2 separate regions of the Homo sapiens genome follow, and region 1 is linked to region 2. Evidence: chromatin contacts called from ENCODE Hi-C data. All regions are on one chromosome and are shown on one strand. The core of a region is the stretch at or near the end of the contact, and the rest is flanking DNA. Distances in the headings are between cores, read along the strand shown. Region 1 holds the start of RNF135 (ring finger protein 135). Region 2 holds the start of GIT1 (GIT ArfGAP 1).

The links. Hi-C counts contacts between places; a loop is a spot of excess contacts on that map. Pooled maps may share reads with other maps.
Region 1: a loop to region 2 is called in a pooled map, with 4 times the contacts of the local background. The contact joins the promoter of RNF135 here to the promoter of GIT1 in region 2. A Hi-C loop is called at or near these places in 1 of 50 pooled maps.

Annotation. Positions count from the first base shown.
Region 1 is chr17:30,967,094-30,972,448 of GRCh38, reverse strand. It overlaps RNF135 (ring finger protein 135), which reads right to left and starts at 1,410. Exons shown (of 5, transcript NM_032322.4): 1 at 1,004-1,410. The coding sequence starts at 1,375. RefSeq lists enhancers at 595-844, 873-1,434, 1,535-1,784, 1,435-1,996, 2,065-2,124 and 1 more and a silencer at 915-1,454.
Region 2 is chr17:29,587,992-29,593,030 of GRCh38, reverse strand. It overlaps GIT1 (GIT ArfGAP 1), which reads left to right and starts at 3,383. Exons shown (of 20, transcript NM_014030.4): 1 at 3,383-3,704. The coding sequence starts at 3,653. RefSeq lists silencers at 1,105-1,294, 3,055-3,534, 3,795-3,984 and enhancers at 2,403-3,302, 4,202-5,039.

The DNA.
Region 1 (5,355 bases), core at 161-2,660, 1.4 Mb before region 2:
TGTCACTGAATTGTACACTTAAAAATGGTTAAAATAGGCGGGGCGCGGTGGCTCACACCTGTAATCCCAGCACTTTAGGAAGCCGAGGCGGGCAGATCACGAGGTCAGAAGATCGAGACCATCCTGGCTAACAACGGTGAAACCCCGTCCCTATTTTTTAAAAAAAGAAAAAAACATACAAAAAATTAGCCAGGCGTGGTGGCGGGCGCCTGTAGTCCCAGTTACTCGGGAGGCTGAGGCAGGAGAATGGCGTGAACCCGGGAGGCGGAGCTTGCAGTGAGACAAGATGGCGCCACTGCACTCCAGCCTGGGCCACAAAGCAAAACTCCGTCTCAAAAAAATAAAAGGTTAAAATGAGGCCAGGCGCTGTGGCTCATGACTGTAATCCCAGCACTTTGGGAGGCCGAGGCGGACGGATCATCTGTGGTCAAGAGTTTGAGACTAGCCTGGCTAACATGTCGAAACCCCGTCTCTACTAAAAATACCAAAATTAGCCGGGCGTGATGGCGCACGCCTGTAATCCCAGCTACTCTCGAGCCTGAAGCAAGAGAATCACTCGACCCTGGGGGGCGGAGGTTGCAGTGAGCCGAGATCACGCACGCCATTGCACTCCATCCAGCCTGGGCGACAGAGCGAGACTCCGTCTCAAAGAAATAAAGAAAAAGGTTAAAATGGCCAGTTTTAATGTTATATAGATCTTACCACAATTTTACAAGTTTCAGAGAAAGAGACCGAAGATCGATTGGGAAGAAGTTGAAATATGCCAAGCTGTGTAACAGCTAAGTTGACAAGCTTTCGGAAGATGGGGAATTTGTTTTTTTCTACTTCTTCATACTTTTATGAACTTTCCAAAGTGCCTCCGAAGAGCGGAACTCGACTTTTAGACTGAGAAAAGGAACGTAAAAGTAGAACGGCTGAGGAAAGGGGTTCGAGCCACATGGGAAAGGGTCAGGCGGCGGGCAGCCCGGGGGAGCCAGGGGAGCTGCGGGCCCGGCCTCCCTACCCGCTGCAGTTCCGGGCGGCGCCGGGGCCTCGCGGCCGCGCTGGAGAGGGAACTGGAGCCCGGGCAGGGGCAGTGGGCAGGGTCGGAGCCCGCCTGTATCTCGCGTGCGGCGCGGCGGTACTTGTCGGCCAGGTCCTGCAGTAGCGTGTTCTTCCGCAGGTGCGGCTGCTGCGCGGCGCCCTGGCGGCAAGTGGGGCAGGCCCAGCGGCGGGCGTCGCGGGCGCCCCACAGGGCCTCCAGGCAGTGGCGGCAGAAGCTGTGGCCGCAGGGCAGCGTGGCGGGCCAGTCCAGCAGCCCCTGGCAGATGATGCAGCCGAGGTCGTCCTCGGCCAGCCACACGGGAACGGCGGAGCCCAGGCCCAGGCCCGCCATGGCCAACAGGCGGCCGGGGCGCGGACGTCGGGGTTGAGCCGGGCGAGTCTCCTCAGGCTCCTCCCTCGCCCTTCCTCTTCCCCTTGCCCTCCTCCTTTTCTCGGCCGCCTTTTCTCCTCCTTCCTTGGCGCCACCCCGTCTCCTTCCTCCGATCCTGCTGAAAACAGACTTAGAGCCTCCAGTGCCCAGCTGGAAAGACAGAGCTGACCTTCAGTGGCGGCCTCTTGCCCTGGGAAACCAACATGCCGCGAGCTGCTAGAAACCCGCGGAGGTCTCCAAGATTCCCTTTAGCTGGATGTCCCTCCATTAAGATGCAGCACCGTTGGATGTCTTCGTCCGTTGGCTTAAAAAAAAATAAACAACAAAAAAGATGCAACACCGACAACTCTTGGGAGGAGAGGACTCCATTCAGCAGCTTATTTATGAGAATGAGCCCACGAAGTGTCATCCAGCTCCTCTAACAAGTAGCAGGGGATTAAAGATCACCGATGCACAGCCACAGGGAGCGTCCTCAAAAATGCTGATGTTCGGCCCCGCTCGCAGGGAGTCTGATTTCATTGTCTTGGGTGGAGCACGGGTATTTTGTAAAACCTCCCCCAGGTGATTCTGACGCGCATTCAAGGTTGAGTGAGCGAACCCTTGGCTTTTTAACTCGCAGGTATAATGCAGAGTTGTGCGCTGTGTCCTTACCGCCTTCTGCGGGATGTAAGCGCGTTTCCCAACAGACACTCGGACAAAATTCTAGAAAGTGTTTTCCTGAGAAGGCTCACTCACTCACTCACTTCGCATCCCAGTCCTAAACGCATTGCAACCAGAAAATGTTAGAGCTAAAAGAGCACCACGTCCTCCCAGATGACCCAAAGAGGTTAAAAAAAAAAAAAAGAGAAAAAAGAAAAACTTGCAGGCTCTCATGGTAACAATGAAGCGTCAGAGACTAAAACCCACAACTCCCCAATCTGTTGAAATGAACTAACAACGTCTCATGCTTTACTTTATCCTTTCTGGCCTGGGCTCAAAGTAGGTATCAGATAATACAAGTTTGTAGCCGACCTTTGGATCACTTGAAGTCAGGAGTTCAAGACCAGCCTGGCCAACATGGTGAACCCTCATCTCTACTGAAAATACAAAAAGAAAAGAAAAGAAAAGCCAGGCGCCCTGGCGCATGCCTGTAATCCCAGCTACTTGGGAGGCTGAGGCAGGAGAATCTCTTGAACCCGGGAGGCGGAGGTTTCAGTGAGCCAAGACTGCGCCACTGCACTCCAGCCTGGGCGACATAGGGAGACTCCGTCTCAAAAAAAAAAAAAAAAAAAAAAAGAAAAAAAAGAAAGAAAAGAAAGAAAAAAAAGCGTTTGTGGTTATTTCTAATACTGGAAGTGTCATGGAGTAGGCAGCGCTGCTCATCAACGTTTCCAGTGCTTTCCCTTTCTGGGCACATGGTAGGACTGGCACTTCCCTGACCCACTTGAAACACACAGAGGTAATATGTTACTTCCCACCAGCTTTAAAGGCGACTGAGCCGGCCATTGTATCCCTTTCTGCCAGCTGCCCCAATTATGGAGATGAAACCATCATCCGGTGACCTGGGTCACTGAGTGGCTAAGATGAGCAGACTCCCTGCCAACGCACCCTAGGATACGTAGTAAGAGGGAGAAGAAAACTAGGATGTATTCAGCTTACTGAGATTTAGTGGGTGTGTGCTGCTACAGCATAACCTAGCCTATCCTGACTGATGTATTACCTGGATCTTGTTCTAGAATCTCCGCATCGGAGTAAAATCGTAGTTTCTAAGAGCCTCTTTTTTTCTGTAAAACGGGCATGATACTAAACACTTAAACATGCTCAGATCTTCCAACTTAAAAAATGAAATCACTGGCGGGGCGTGGTGGCTTATGCCTGTAATCTCAGCACTTTGGGAGGCTGAGGCAGGTGGATTGCCTGAACTCAGGAGTTCGAGACCTGCCTGAGCAACATGGTGAAACCTTGCCTCTACAAAAAAAATACAAAAACTACCTAGACATGGTAGCGCAGGCCTGTGATCCCAGCTACTCAGGAGACTGAGGTGGGAGGATTGCTTGAGCCAGGGAGGTGGAGGCTGTAATGAGCCATGAGATCTCAGGAGGTCAAGACTGTGGTTAGCTGTGATCACACCACTTCACTCCAGCCTGGGGAAGGAGCTAGACCTAGTCTCAAAAAAATTAAAAATTAAAAAATAAAATAAAATCACCTTTGACCTGAGCCTCCCTGGAACCAGCTCTCCTCTTCTCCATTTCACAGCCAAGTTTCTGGAAAGAGTGAGTTAACCAGTAGTTTTCAAACTTTTTTCTTGGACACGCCCTAAAAGTTTTATGCAAAATCATGCAGTGGTTATAAGAAAGGGGGAAGTGGGGGCCGGGCGCAGTGGCTCACGCCTGTAATCCCAGCACTTTGGGAGGCTGAGGCGGGCGGATCATGAGGTCAGGAGATTGAGACCATTCTGGCTAACACGGTGAAACCCCGTCTCTACTAAAAAATACAAAAAAAATTAGCCGGGCGTGACGGCGGGAGCCTGTAGTCCCAGCTACTCAGGAGGCTGAGGGAGGAGAATGACCTGAACCCAGGAGGCGGAGCTTGCAGTGAGCTGAGTTCGCACCACTGCACTCCAGCCTGGGCGACAGAGCAAGACTCTGTCTCAAAAGAAAAAAAAAAAAGAAAGAAAGAAAGGGGGAAGGGGGAGAGTGGTCAGCTCTGGTAGTAAAAATATATTAGCAAATTCTTCATTTATATCAGATTTTTTTTTTTTTTGAGATGGAGTCTCACTTTGTTGCCCAGGCTGGAGTGGAGTGGAGTGGCACAATCTCGTCTCACTGCAACCTCCACCTCCCGGGTTCAAACCATTCTCCTGCCTCAGCCTCCGGAGTAGCTGAGATTACAGGCGCTCGCCACCATGCCCGGCTAATTTTGTATTTTTAGTAGAGATGGGGTTTCCCCATGTTGACAGGGTTTCTCCATGTTGGCCAGGCTTGTCTCGAACTCCTGACCTCAGGTGATCCGCCCACCTCATCCTCCCAAGTGCTAGGATTACAGAGGTGAGCCACCGCGCTCAGCCTACATCAGACATTTTGTCATTCTTGGCCGAGTGCGGTGGCTCATGCCTGTAATCCCAGGACTTTGGGAGGCCGAGGCAGGCGGATCATGAGGTCAGGAGTTCGAAAAATACAAAAAAAAATTAGCTGGGCGTAGTTGCAGGCACCTGTAATCCCAGCTACTCAGGAGGCTGAGGCAAGAGAATCATTTGAACCCGGGAGGTGAAGGTTGCCATGAGCCAAGATGGCACCATTGCACTCCAGCCTCGGCAACAGGGCAAGACTCCGTCTCAAAAAAAAAAAAAAAGAAATTTTGTCATTCTTTTATCTTTCTGAACTTGTATTTCCATTCCATTTCCTCCACAGAATTACATTCCAAAGCAATATATTTCATGCATGAAAGTCTTTTATCACTTTGTAATACTTCTCTACAACAAAAGTATGTATGTGTATTAAATTTTTAATTCTTCTTAACTTCCTGTGACAAAAAGGCTCTTGGTAAATTTTTTCCCCTGGATTTAATTATCAATATAATTACTATTAGCAGTCAAACAAAAGAAAAGTATGCTGCAATTTATAACTTTTATATAAATAAAATAACTTTTAAAGACAGTAAACATTTTATTGGAATGATAGCTATTAATAAGACAGATGGGCTCATTTCTTTCAAAAATGCATTTATGCCCAGGCACGGTGGCTCACATCTGTAATCCCAGCACTTTGAGAGGCCAAGGTGAGCGGAACACTTGAGGTCAGGAGTTTGAAACCAGCCTGGCCAACCTGGTGAAACCCTGCCTCTACCAAAAAATACAAAAATTAGCTGGGCATGGTGGCCTGAGGTCCCAGCTACTCCAGAGGCCGAGGCAGGAGAATTGCTTGAACTTAGGAGACGGAGGTTGTAGTGAGCTGAAATGGCAC
Region 2 (5,039 bases), core at 2,134-4,633:
GAGGGTCTGCACTGTCCCCGGATCTCGTGGGAGAGTGGGCGGGGAGTCAGGCCTGGCCCAGACGCGGGCGGGGCCCTGACGCCAGGTGGGCTGGGACGCACCTCCCCCGCTGGCATTTTGCCTTTTGCTGGGGAAGTGGGGGGGCACGGGCCTAGGTCGAGCGTTTGGGAGACGGGGTGGAGGTGTGGTCTTCAGAATTGAGCTTGGGTCCCAGGGGCCATGAAGAAGGATCCGGATTCCCAGAAGAGAGCGTCTGATTGGGAACTCCTGAGAAAGGTGTGGGGCATCAGTACCAAGGGTCATTGGAGCAGCCAGGGGTCTGGCCCCTGGAACATTTCTGAGGAGTCTTCCCTGCCCTGTTAGAAAATTAAACTCCATCTTCCACACATGTCATTGGAAACAGAATGTCCAGTAACGCGGGAAAGATGGTCCCTTTCCCCCCGCACACTGTCCCCAGCAAGAACCAGAGTGAGGTTGGACAGAAAAAGCAGCAGGTGGCAGCTCCGTTCCTCCACCCAGCTGGCCCTTCAGGAAGGGAAGTGACTGATTCCAGAGACTGTCTCCTTCCTGAATGACCCCAGGGTGAAGAGGTACTTCCAGAATGGTCCCTGCAGAGGGTGTGGTAAAAGTTGAATTGGCCTCTCAAGCGCCAATTGCAAGGCCTGGAAGGACCAAGAGGCTTGGACCAGTCCCTGGAGGGAGGGGACTGTGATGTCAGAGAGACCAGAGTTCGAATAGCTCCAACTGCCTGACCTTAAAAGAGCAAACTGCTTAATTTTTCCGACTTTCTCGGTCCACTCCCCTTCAAAATGAGAATCTAGATACTACCTCCTGGGGTGAGCTAAGGATAATGACTGCCCTGGAAACAGCGCCTCCCTCCCCCAACCAGGCGGGCCGAGACAGGTGGCGGGACCAGGCACGGTGCCTTCTTGAGCCCACCTCAGAACAAGGCAGGAATAAGGGATTCCACACCGGCCCTACTTAAAACAACAATCCAAGAAGTGTTTGTGTGGGAGGTGCCAGCAAAAGCTTGCAAACTCTCTCAGGTTTCTTTGTGTGGTCTTCCCTCCTTCCTCCTCCACACCCTGTGGTGCCAGGCCCCAGCGGGAAGAGATGAGGGAGGAGCGGGCTGCCTCGCCCCTTTCTCCCGCCTGGGAGGAGCCAGCTGGCGTCTCCGGGGGCCCGGGACCGCTGCCCGCCTGCACCACCAGGGGTCAGCAGAGTGTCGTGGCTGCAGCCAGTGCAGGGGAGGGGGCTGGCGCGGTTGAGGGGCATCTAGGAGTGGCCGGGAGCATGCCTGTGCATTTCCTTATTAAATTGTTTTTCGAACCTTGTGTGTGATTCCACTGTAGCAGTCCTGCTTCCTGGGGTGGTGACATCTCCACGGGGGAATCCAGAAACCCTTTTATCTCCAGTCCCAGGCCCAGAAGTTTGGCTGTGACGGGGCTGGGGGAAACAAAGTTTGGACGATGTGTCCGCGCCAGGGCCACTCCCAGGTAGTCTCTGAGCCAACCAGGAGATGGGGAGTGGGGTGGAGGGGTAAGCAGAGTGAATCATCCTTCTTCCCCAGCAAAGCCCAGGAGTCCGAGGACAGGGGGAGTTCAGGATGGATTGTGGGGAGTTGTCGATTGTGGGGAACTGTCCCCTGGGCGGCCGTGTTCTTTTTTTGCCAGGCGGCGGTAGACACTGAACCCAGGTCGCTTGCGCTTCGGCCCGCGCTCTCAGCTGCCACGTGCTCGAGACGCGCCCACACAGCGGAGAAACAAAGACAGCCAAGCGGCAGGGCTGCCAGCAGCCTCCTCGACATTTAATAAATGAAATTCCATAGCTGGGGGTCGATCGGGGGTGAACGGGCGGCCACCGCTCGTGGACTGAGCGCCTGGCACGGGCTGCCTGGCCACTCCTCCCGTCTCACTCCCCCCGCCCCTTACCCCCTTCCCGCTGAGGCCACCAAGCCCATGGACTCTGGTGAGAGAGCAGCTCGGGGCGGCAGGTGGTGCTCCCCCCTACACACCAGCTAGGTATCGTTGCTTGCAAAAGCCCCACCAGCTGAGCGGCTGGCTGTCGAGGGAGGGGAGGCCTGCAAGATTTTTTTAAGGTGCAATTATAAATAAAGCCCATGGATCGCGATTTCAAACAAACTTGTCAATCTGGGCCGCAGCAAAAGGCGATGGAGGCAGCTTTGCATGTATTTCGGGTGGTGTGACTCATGAGCATTACTTGTCTCCCCTAGGGAAGGAGCCTGCCCACCCACAAATCACTGCCGCTCTGGCACCGTTGGGATAATCGACCAACTTGAGCACCCCTGCCAAAGGACTGCCCCCATCTTAACAAGCAGGAGTCTCTGACTCTTGGAGAACCCCTCCTCAATTGTCACCACTGACCTGGCCCCCAGGTCTGGCCCTGGGGACCTCTACCCTCTCCCCACAAGCAGAGTGCCCGGGCCTTTTGCTGCTGCAGGGATTGGGGGTTGGGTACACGCGCGGCACACGCGTATGGGGGCGCATGCTCAGTGCGGGGGCTGCGCTCATGTGCGGCCTCTACCTAGGCTCCCTGCCCCCCAGCCCACCCACGTCCCTCACCTGCCTTGCCTTTGCCTGCCTCGTCGTGTGAAGTCCAGGAAGAAAGGCCGTCACCTGAAACGGCCCCTCTATGTTATATGCACCCTTTCTGGACACACACACCTCTGGTGGCCCAGAAACACCGTGGGTGTGTGTAAGGCGGATGACAAGTGGATGTGAGTGCACACAGGCACAGTGGTCACTCCTCGGGAGGTCTTTAAAAACCGCCCAGATTCTCTCCTCTCTGGATGGAAGGATGCATGGAGAGATAGATATATTTTTAGTCCGGAGGCAGGGGAATACACTGCCTGACCTTTCTGGCACCTGGGCGTCCATATTGTTAGCAGTGGGCGTATTCAGCAAGAGTGTGACACATACACACACACCCCTGGACACACAGATGTGGACACCTACGGGACAGGGACGCACACCTCACCCCAACCAGAGATAGACGGGTACCCCAAGGCACAGCCCCTTTGACCTGGAGCGGGACTTGGGCCTCCAAGTCCTTCTTCCCTAATCCCCACCCTCGCCGTCCGTGGGCCCAGCGTCCCCCGGTCCACCCCACGCGGAAAGTGAAGGGGAGGGGGCTGTGAGGGTGACTCACATTGCCTCCGGGCCAGGCGAGCGCTGCAGCGGAGGCCAGGGCCGCAGGCCACGCTGCCCGCCGGGGCCGGGCATCTGCCGCGGCCCCTTTAAGCGCCCCCGCCCCCTCCTGCCCGCGCCCGGGCTTCCTTTCTCTAGGGGGCGCGGCCGGCAGCGCGCGGCGGGGCGGGGGTGCGGCCCCTCCCCCTGTGGGCAGGGCCTGCGCCGCTTCCTGCAGAAGCGGCCGGGAGCCGCGCAGGGGGCGGAGAGAGGAGCCGCGAGCGGCGGCGGGGCGGCGCGGGGCGGAGGGCGCCCGAGGGCGAGCGGGCAGGCGGGCACGGCGGGTTCCGGGCCAGCCCCGGGGCGGACGGTTGGCCGGGCGCGCGGAGCCTCGCCGGGGCCTCGCCGGAGCCGGGCCGGGCAGCAGGGGCCGCCGCCGCCGCCCGGGCCCGCCGCCCGCGCCCCCCACGCTGGCCCAGAGGGCTGCGGCCGCGTCGCCGCTGAGGATGTCCCGAAAGGGGCCGCGAGCGGAGGTGTGTGCGGACTGCAGCGCCCCGGGTAAGCGCGGCGGGGCCGGGGGCGGGACCGCACAGCCAGGCCGCCGCCGGGCGGGCGCCGGGGCCTGGCAAGAGCGCTGTGCGGGGCCGGAGGGCTGGGCGGGGCGGGGGGCTGCGGCCTCCAGGCTGGGCCCCCGCCTCGGCCACTGCGGAGCTGCGCCCTTGGCGGGAGGGCCGGCCTGGGGTGCCCATGCTCCCTGGAGGCCGTGGACTAGCGAGGAAGGACGTTCCCGGCGCCGCCTCCCGCTCCTCGGTCTGAGGGAGGCGGGCAGCTGGCTGCTCCTCCACCTCCATCTCTGTATCCGACGGAAGCGCCAGCCTGGGGTGGCAGGAGGGCCGTGGCGGAGGCCGTCAGGGCTTGGGAGGTGGGGGCGAGTGTGGTTTTATGTCATCTCAGTGCCACCCCCGCGTCTTGCACCTGCTGCTCGCGTGGTCGGTACGCCTGCCGGGGTGGTGGAGGGCAAGGAGCAGAGGGCCGGGCAGATGCGCCAGTGGGGCCTGAATACCGTCTCCTCAGGAGCAGATGAGCGGTGGCTACTCCCAGGACTCCCTGCCTCGGGTTCCTAAGGCTAGCGCTCCTTGCCGGGCCTGGCGTTCAGGGCCAGTCTAGACCCGGGTGTCTTCTCGGGAGGCATCCCCAGGCCTGCTGGTGGTGACTGGGAACAGCTCGGCTGGACCCTGCTGTTCCTGTTCACCGGTAAGGCCTGCTTGGGAAAGTGAGCTTGGCATCAAGCTATCCTGGGTGCGGGCCCCTCCCTGTCCCCTAGCCCAGTCTGGCCAGAAATGGGTGGGAGGCCGTGCCGAGATTCCCCGTATCCTGCTGGCTTCCTGGCCTGTCTCCTGGCTGTATTTACATGGTGGTTCCCTTCCTTTTCCTAACAGAGTTAGGACTGGGCTGGAGTGAAACCCCCCAGGCCTGCTGAGGAAGTCAGGGGTAATGATCCAAGAGGCTGCTCCCTTCTGATGAGGGAGGACAGCCAGTGACGGGGCTCTGCAGCTGGCCTGGGAAGGAAGCTCTAGCCCACATCCATTCTTTCTTTAGCAAAGGAGCTATCTCCCTGGTAGGCCCCTGGGCAGGCTGCGGAGGTCCGTGAACTCTAGCGGGGCTGTGGGCATGATTAAGAGTGAGAGTATGGGGTGCTGGTTTGTGGGCCCATAACTTTCAGCCACCCCTTGAGCAGGCCCAGGACCCCACCGGTTGAGCCTCACAGATGCTCTGGTGGTTCTGGGGGTGCCAAGCTAGAGTATTTGGGAACTATGACTTAGCAGGGCTTGGGCACAAAATACTCCATAGGTGGTTATGACCAAGGCCTCCTAGGGGCTTATCATGGTTTAG